Linked DNA regions of Homo sapiens: all the other regions are linked to region 2. A link is a contact called in ENCODE Hi-C or POLR2A ChIA-PET data. All regions are on one chromosome and are shown on one strand. Each heading gives the region's core, a stretch centred on a gene start or an enhancer-like site at or near the end of the contact. The rest is flanking DNA. Distances are from core to core; before and after follow the strand shown.

The links. A loop is a pair of places that touch in the nucleus more often than their neighbours do. ChIA-PET counts read pairs that join two places held with the same protein, here RNA polymerase II (POLR2A). Pooled maps may share reads with other maps.
Region 1: a loop to region 2 is called in a map of sigmoid colon, with 7 times the contacts of the local background. The contact joins the promoter of HOXA9 here to the promoter of GARS1 in region 2. A Hi-C loop is called at or near these places in 2 of 168 maps with a recorded cell type or tissue (endothelial cell of umbilical vein and sigmoid colon).
Region 3: a loop to region 2 is called in a map of CD4-positive, alpha-beta memory T cell, with 12 times the contacts of the local background. The contact joins the promoter of HNRNPA2B1 here to the promoter of GARS1 in region 2. A Hi-C loop is called at or near these places in 1 of 168 maps with a recorded cell type or tissue (CD4-positive, alpha-beta memory T cell) and 7 of 50 pooled maps. POLR2A ChIA-PET finds 5 or more read pairs at or near these places in 1 of 52 experiments (Panc1).

What each region holds. Positions count from the first base shown.
Region 1 is chr7:27,164,102-27,166,858 of GRCh38, forward strand. HOXA9 (homeobox A9) reads right to left here and starts at 1,436. Exons shown (of 2, transcript NM_152739.4): 1 at 777-1,436. The coding sequence starts at 1,356. It overlaps HOXA10-HOXA9 (HOXA10-HOXA9 readthrough), which reads right to left. Exons shown (of 3, transcript NM_001433944.1): 2 at 777-866. RefSeq lists enhancers at 1-849, 850-1,726, 2,575-2,757.
Region 2 is chr7:30,593,494-30,596,466 of GRCh38, forward strand. It overlaps GARS1 (glycyl-tRNA synthetase 1), which reads left to right and starts at 1,385. Exons shown (of 17, transcript NM_002047.4): 1 at 1,385-1,650. The coding sequence starts at 1,429. RefSeq lists enhancers at 840-1,453, 1,084-1,433, 1,454-2,067, 2,068-2,681 and a silencer at 2,577-2,676.
Region 3 is chr7:26,199,296-26,201,995 of GRCh38, forward strand. HNRNPA2B1 (heterogeneous nuclear ribonucleoprotein A2/B1) reads right to left here and starts at 1,451. Exons shown (of 11, transcript NM_002137.4): 1 at 1,277-1,451. The coding sequence starts at 1,282. It overlaps CBX3 (chromobox 3), which reads left to right and starts at 2,450. Exons shown (of 6, transcript NM_016587.4): 1 at 2,450-2,531. RefSeq lists enhancers at 1-866, 775-894, 867-1,839, 1,005-1,394 and a silencer at 2,335-2,700.

The sequences.
Region 1 (2,757 bases), core at 186-2,685, 3.4 Mb before region 2:
CTTCCTCCCACTCTCAAAACGCTGTATAGAATGAAATTTGGAAACAGGTCTCCTTGCCACGCAGAGGGAAAGCATGCTGCCTTGTGTTCTGTAGCAAGATTAGGATTCCTCTGTCCCGTTCACTGACTTCGTCTTTCTTTCCCAACCTGTCCCTCTACGCCCCCCACTCCTTATTTAACCTTCCTGGAAGGCCTTCGGAGCTGGGCAAGCCGTCAGGGCGCCCTAAGGCCGCTGATCACGTCTGTGGCTTATTTGAATAATCTGTCATGGGGACCCTTGTGGCCCGGGTCGCCCGCAGCCTCATCTTGGCAGGATTTACGCCGCCACTGGCCGAAGGCAAGAAGTGGAAGGAATCGGCCGTCTCCCCCAGCGTCCCAGCTCCGGCTGCCCTGGCTGCCGCCGCTCACGGACAATCTAGTTGTACAAAAGGCTCTCTGGGCTGCACTGCTTTCGAAGAACGGCCCAAAGTATCTCGGTCCTGGGCCTGGGCAGCCAAGGAGAGGGGCGGCCAGTCTTGGCTCGTCCCGAAGTGCCCGCCCCGCCCCCTCTCGCTGCAGCAGCCGCCTCCTCTCCCGTAGCCCTGCGGGCCGCTCTTCACTGCTCTCCAGACTTGGGGCCCTATCTGAGGCGTCCCAAACACCAACTTCTGGCTCCTGGCCCCAACTCGAGAGGCTTCCAGCGAGGACGAAGGCAGGCTCGAGAGAAACCTGGCGGGCCAGCAGATCCGGGAGGCCGGCGTGGAGGCGGCGGCGGATTTGAAGGGAGGAGACACTTACTGGGATCGATGGGGGGCTTGTCTCCGCCGCTCTCATTCTCAGCATTGTTTTCAGAGAAGGCGCCTTCGCTGGGTTGTTTTTCTCTATCAACTGGAGGAGAACCACAAGCATAGTCAGTCAGGGACAAAGTGTGAGTGTCAAGCGTGGGACAGTCACCCCTTCTGGCCGACAGCGGTTCAGGTTTAATGCCATAAGGCCGGCTGGAGGGCAAGCCCGCGAAGGAGAGCGCACCGGGCGTGGGCTCCAGCCAGGAGCGCATGTACCTGCCGTCCGGCGCCGCCGCCGCCACGGGCGCCTGGGGGTGCACGTAGGGGTGGTGGTGATGGTGGTGGTACACCGCAGCGGGTACAGCGTTGGCGCCCGCCGCGTGCACTGGGTTCCACGAGGCGCCAAACACCGTCGCCTTGGACTGGAAGCTGCACGGGCTGAAGTCGGGGTGCTCGGCCAGCGTCGCCGCCTGCCGGGGAGGCTGGCCCAGGGTCCCCGGCGCATAGCGGCCAACGCTCAGCTCATCCGCGGCGTCGGCGCCCAGCAGGAACGAGTCCACGTAGTAGTTGCCCAGGGCCCCAGTGGTGGCCATCACCGTGCCCAGCGCCTGGCCCGCCCGGCCCGACCCACGGAAATTATGAAACTGCAGATTTCATGTAACAACTTGGTGGCACCGGGGGGGAAGTACAGTCACCTAATAAGTTGCCGGCGCCCGCGCCCCCATTGGCCGTGCGCGTCACGTGCCCGTCCAGCAGAACAATAACGCGTAAATCACTCCGCACGCTATTAATGGTCCGATGTTTTGCAGTCATAATTTTTATAGCAAAAGCCATATGTTTTTATGTAAAGGGATCGTGCCGCTCTACGATGGGGTTTGTTTTAATTGTGGCCAACGACGATTAAAAGATCAAATCTAGCCTTGTCTCTGTACTCTCCCGTCTCCCCCCCCATACACACACTTCTTAAGCGGACTATTTTATATCACAATTAATCACGCCATCAAGAAGGCGCGGGTCCCGCGTGCGAGTGCGGCCAGCGGAGCCCCTCACATAAAATTAGACAATAATTGAAGCCATAAAAAAGCAGCCAAATCGCATTGTCGCTCTACTGTATTTAAATCTATATTTATGATATTTCATAAGGAGTTATTGTTTCAGAAGCCACACAGGCTGGCGGGAAGTCGGAAACGACCAACAGATTCGTTTGCCTCGCCGTGGCTCCCAGCTGTAAAAATTTACGAGGACTTGGAAAGGTTAGACTGTTGTGTTTGGTTGGCGAGCTCCCTGTAAATAATCCCTGCGGTCCCCGGGAGAGGCGAGTTTACCCGCGGCCGCCCTCGAAAAGTCAAATTCAACGCAGGATCCGTCCCAAACGGAGCCGCCGCCGGCCCTACCAGGGCACTCCAGGCAGGGACCGGCCGCTCAGGGAGTACCGCGGGTGTAGGTCCCCACAGCTACCCGCCTGGAGCGAGGGGCGCCCGGGCAACCCTTAAATTCGCCTTTGCTACGAGGACCCCACGGAGGAGCTGGCCAGGAGGGAGCGGCCAGCCGCCACCAGGGCGAAGGTTTTGAGGGCCTGGTTGGTTGTGCGGCGCGCTCGGTCCCCGGCCCTCGACCCCACGCACACGCGCGCCCAGCCCGCCTTTCTCATCAGCTGGCAATCAGGATTCCCAGGCGCAGGCGGCTGGCGACCCAGCCCTGTGCTCCAGCCTCAGAGGCTCTAACCATGAGCGCTGCAAGCCTGGTTGCGCTCCGTGAATCCCAGCTGGGGAAAAAACTACAAGTGGCATGAATGGAAGGCAAGTTCGGTTTGGGAAAAGGCAGCCTCGCCTAAGAGACCCCGCAGCTCCGGAACCTGGGAGGCCCGCACCGATGTGGCCTGTCCCGGGGCCGCGTGAGCCTTTCAGGGCTCCTTCCTCCCTTTCCAGCTGCTACTCCGGGCCTCGCCTTGGTTACCTACGGGGCCCGGAGACTCGGCGGAGAGGTACAAGGCC
Region 2 (2,973 bases), core at 135-2,634:
TTTAGAAATAAAATAGTTTTATTCAAAGGATATAGAATTTCAACATTTTAATAAAAATCTAAATAAAAATAAAAGTAAAACTTAAAATGATTTTTCACATTTAAAGATATTAAAATAAATTCAAAATTGCCTAGTAAAATAAAAGCCAAATAAATTATAATTAATATCAAATCTTGAAATAAAAGTGTTTAAAAATATAATTGTTCAATATTGCAGAAGGTTCTTAAGCAACCCACCCTGCTCATGTTGAATTGTAAGTACTTCTCCAGAACTGCACACTGGAACGGGAAGAGAAATAACATGGACTTTCACACCATTAGGAAAGGAGACTTCATTATACTGAGCCCGTCTACTCCTGCACACTCCTGGGGTGGGATTGTGGGTCACAGGGAGACGTACGTGCATACTGCCGAAGAGCTCCCAAGTGGCTGGCTGCACCAGTTAACACTCCCCTGAGCAGTGTAGGGGAGTCTCAGAGGGTCACTTGGCATTTTCCATCATTTTCATTTTAGCCATTTTTGCAGGTGTGCGCAATGCTGTTTTTATAACCAACACATCATTTTTCTCTTCCTTTCCTGGAGGGGGAACCCAGCTTTTCTAGGCCCTCCACCCTTTGGGCAGGAGGAACTGGGTGTGTGGGGCGGGGGGAAGCCATCTCTGGGTGGTTGGTCAGCTGGGGCCTAACCACAGGAGGCAGATAGACTGAGGCTATGCCAAGCAGAAAGACTTATCAGGCACCTCTTGCCTTTCCTCATCTCTGCCGGTTCAAATCCTGCTCGCCCCGCAAGGGCAGATTGGAATTTACCTTCTCCAGAAAGCCTGGGGTGACTCTATCCCCTCACTCCTCCTCCCCCGTTCGCCAGCTTTTGTCTTGACATCGGCGGACCAAGAATGTGTGACTCTGGGCAAATCATTAACCTCTCTGGGCCTATTTCCTTATCTGGGGAACATCTGCACTTGAGCAACAGAAGTCTAAGATCCCTATCTGATTTGATGTTTTGCGACCCTTTTAAGGCGCAGGGCGCGAAAGAACAGAAACAGAAGTGTCCGTTCAAGTAGGTCGGCCGGGGTGTCACTCGTATAAAAACCTATGCTTTGAAGGTTCTCGTGTGTCTCGGCCTGCAGGTCTCGCTCAGAGCTGTGTCCCTGAACATCCACCCTGCTGGGGTGGCTTGACGCACTTCTGTGCAAATCTGTTCGCTCGCAACCCTACCTACCTCTCTCCCGAACCGGAGAAAACCTTCGGCGGGGTCCTTCCGGGTTTTGTGTCGAATCTGCGGCGGCGACCCGGCGCCGCGTCACGCGGTGGTGAATGTGCGGCAGCACGCGCGCCGCGTCGTTTACGCGGCGATTTCATCATGCTCCGAGCCGGGCGGCGCGCGCCGCTTCCGTCGCCACCCTCTCTGGACAGCCCAGGGCCGCAGGCTCATGCCCTCTCCGCGTCCAGTGCTGCTTAGAGGTGCTCGCGCCGCTCTGCTGCTGCTGCTGCCGCCCCGGCTCTTAGCCCGACCCTCGCTCCTGCTCCGCCGGTCCCTCAGCGCGGCCTCCTGCCCCCCGATCTCCTTGCCCGCCGCCGCCTCCCGGAGCAGCATGGACGGCGCGGGGGCTGAGGAGGTGCTGGCACCTCTGAGGCTAGCAGTGCGCCAGCAGGTACCGGTGTTTTGCGCTCTCCGCTAAGCCTCCGGCTCTCCTCCCAGGGCCTTCTTCTGGTCATCCTTCCCTCCTCCCCGGGGAACTGTCCTCCTCTTCGGTTACCCCTTTCTTTCCCTTCATCCTCTGGCGTCTTCTTCGCCTCCCCCACTTTGGTCCCAAGTCCCCCGTGCGTCAGCCACCTCCTCTCCCGCGGACCTCCGTCCTCCTCTCTTTTTGGATGACTCCCTGGAACCCCTCCGACTTCCTGCGTCCCTCTCCGGCTCCGTTCTCCCTTCCCCATTCTGTCACAGCCCGCGTCTCCTCTATTTCCAGTGGGGCTGGGATCTGTGACCCTTTGGTTGTCCTCGCCTCCTAACTGAATAACCTTAACTTCAGTTTTCCAGGCTCTGCTGTACTCTTTGTGCACCCTGGGTGGAAAGCCTCCTAATTCTTTCAGTGGTCAATGATGAGCCGAAAAACTGCCGGTTCTTTCGTCTTACGGCCAGGCCCTTTAATCTTTAGGATGCTTTGATAGTGTTTCCCCCTTAACATCTTCCTTCATTCAGTGCTTAGTTTAGCGGAATGATTGGCTGAGAAAATAGAATTGAAATGTGGATGTGGGGAGGTGTCGAACTTTTCTATTAATGCTGTGAACTCATCATCCTTTGCTCTTGTCATCTTTTCTGGCTTCTGAAAAGGCCGTTTGGAACCAGTGAGCCCTCAGATCGTAAACCTGGGAAACTAAGTGTTGCGGAGTGAAGTCAGCCATCCTTAGTATGGAATATTTTGACATTTGATTTTCCCGAAGGTGAGGGAAGGTTTCATGGGCTGAAGGACTTGGTGATTTAATATAGACCTCCTTTTCCTAGGGCACTGCCATAGAGTTTAGAATTTAGAGATATCAAGGAAAAGATTATTTCAGATGATTCCCATATGCAATTAGGGAGAGCCAGAGCTTGCAGTAGGACCCCGGAGATCATGACTTAGTAGTAAACACCAAACGGGTTTCTCCTGCATGGGCGCCTGATGCAATAATTTGCCTTAGCTACAGAGGGTGGAACCCTATCTCGGAAATAATTCATTGGGGCATAGCTGCCGCAAATTCAGCCACTTTGCCATCTGTCCTCTTCGCTGGTTTGAGCCTGACCGATTTTAATAAATAGCCTTTCATTTTGAAATATCACCACGGGCTTAACTTTTTTCTTCATGATTGGTGTCAGAACACCGATTGCATATTCTGTCTCCCTCCACCCACCTTCCACTCCACAAATAAAATTAGGTGTGGTTCCTTTGTCTTTTCTTAACTTGCCATTTTAAAAAATATCCTTCCCTTTAGAAGGA
Region 3 (2,700 bases), core at 201-2,700, 4.4 Mb before region 2:
TGAGACCTTATGCTTATCAATGTAATGTTCAACCAAGATTGCAAACAAAATGAGAAAAGTAACAAAGTTCAAATACAGAGCGGCCCAGGCCCAAAACAGTTTTGCACATCAATCCATACGCATTACAGGAAGGAGCCTCTGAAGCCATGTTTTAATCGAAGTATAACTAAGGACAAAATCGTTATTTCACTTTCCTCGTAATCATCTATAAAGGTCCATGGATCTGTCCCGTAAGGGTTAAACTTCTCAGTAACAACATTACTTAAAATGAGTCAGCTCTACAACTTAAACGGAATCCTTAAGAACAGTAAAGGATTCTGACGCGAATATCCCTCCCCCGCCCAGAAAACCACCTTCGTCCCTGCCCCTCGTGGCCGATGGCTTCCAATTTATGTTTATTTTGCCGCGGTTCATCTGTCGTTTTACTGACTGCAGACCCAGATAAAACCGTTACTCAAAGGAAAAAAAAGACAGGAAAAACATAAAATGGTTTCTTTGTCCTACGGCTCGCATTGAACCCGGCCCGACGCCCTGGGTGGTGATATCTTCTCTGAAACCGGGCCCGCAAACCCGGAGCACCCCCCCTCCCCGCTCTTCGGTGTGGCTTCCGAACGCAATGGCGCCATTTCATCGAGGGGAAGGCTGAGCGCCTTTAATGAGGTGCGCAGGACTCTAAAGATCCAAGCTCACAAAACACTCCAAATCCACCTCGAAACGATATGAAAACAGCCCGAGAAGAAAAAAAAATAGTTAACCACTTCTACTTCTTGATAGAGAAAGCACACTAAGAAAATAAAAGAGTTATAAGGAAAACGCTGAGAGGAAGGCGAGCCATGAAAATGGCGGCCGCCAAATCCGGTTCCCGGGAGAGAGGGGGAGGGGAAGCTCCGCAGCCTCGCTCACGAGGACCTGCTGCCCGCCGAAACGCTCGCCGAGGAGACGCCGTGGCCCCCGAAGCAGCGTGCTTTAGAAAGGGAATAAGAATTCCCGCCTCCGCGCCCCACTTTCACCCCAGCGGGGCAGCGTCCGCCATGTGAAAGCTCCCCATCCCCCACCCCCAGTGAAGGGAAATGGCGCCGGGAGGCTGAGGGTGGGGAAGCTGTTTGTACGCTCAGGCCTCCGCTCAAGACCCCGTTCATAAACCTTAAGCCCCACTGCTACTGAATTGGTCCGATTTCCTGCCTCTCTCCCACGGAGGCGGCTGGCCGACTTCCACTGAGGCGCCAACGGCCTCGCCATGCCCTTTTCAATAACTCATTGATTTCAAACCCGTTACCTCCATCGCGGACTCAGTCGCTTCAGCCCGATTTCCCGCAGCCGAGCGAGATGAGAGAGATCTCCGCGGACGAACACGAACCGGACTCGTCCTGGCGCTGTAGTGAGAACTGCCGCTGCTCGAGAAACAACTCTGCGAGGAGCACCTCCGCACGGGACCCGGCGCTGCTGCTACTGCCGCTAGAGCCGCTGCCGCCGCTTTTCTAGAACCTTCCCCCCCACTAACGCGTCTTCCGCTACGTCAGGCCGTCGCGTAAACGCCCTATCCGCCGCCAATGGCGGGAAGGCTCTACGCCCCACCTTACGCCAAATGCGTACTCCTCCCACCCTTGCGGCCAGAGACAGTACCCGACGTTACTTCCGTAAATGCGCTCAATGAATTGCGGAAGGCTAGAGTCCTGCTAGTTACTACCTCTTGGAATAGGGTCCCGCCCCCTGCCTTGGCGCAAGGCAGGTGAGAAACGGTCGCGCAGTTTGAAATTAACGCCGACGGGAGGGGCTTAATCCGCAGCCTGGAGATCCAGCCCCCTCAACCCGGGAGGTGGTCCCTGCAGTTACGCCAATGATAACCCCCGCCAGAAAAATCTTAGTAGCCTTCCCTTTTTGTTTTCCGTGCCCCAACTCGGCGGATTGACTCGGCCCCTTCCGGAAACACCCGAATCAACTTCTAGTCAAATTATTGTTCACGCCGCAATGACCCACCCCTGGCCCGCGTCTGTGGAACTGACCCCTGGTGTACAGGAGAGTTCGCTGCTGAAAGTGGTCCCAAAGGGGTACTAGTTTTTAAGCTCCCAACTCCCCCTCCCCCAGCGTCTGGAGGATTCCACACCCTCGCACCGCAGGGGCGAGGAAGTGGGCGGAGTCCGGTTTTGGCGCCAGCCGCTGAGGCTGCCAAGCAGAAAAGCCACCGCTGAGGAGACTCCGGTCACTGTCCTCGCCCCGCCTCCCCCTTCCCTCCCCTTGGGGACCACCGGGCGCCACGCCGCGAACGGTAAGTGCCGCGGTCGTCGGCGCCTCCGCCCTCCCCCTAGGGCCCCAATTCCCAGCGGGCGCGGCGCGCGGCCCCTCCCCCCGCCGGGCGCGCGCCCGCTGCCCCGCCCTTCGTGGCCGCCCGGCGTGGGCGGTGCCACCCCTCCCCCCGGCGGCCCCGCGCGCAGCTCCCGGCTCCCTCCCCCTTCGGATGTGGCTTGAGCTGTAGGCGCGGAGGGCCGGAGACGCTGCAGACCCGCGACCCGGAGCAGCTCGGAGGCGGTGAAGTCGGTGGCTTTCCTTCTCTCTAGCTCTCGCTCGCTGGTGGTGCTTCAGATGCCACACGCGTCCCGGGGGCCCGGTTCTCCGCTCCCCTCCCCTCCCCTTCTCGCCGGACCCCGCGCCGGGAGCTGCGGGAAGGAGTGGAGGGTCGGGCGGTGGCCTCGCGGCTGGCCT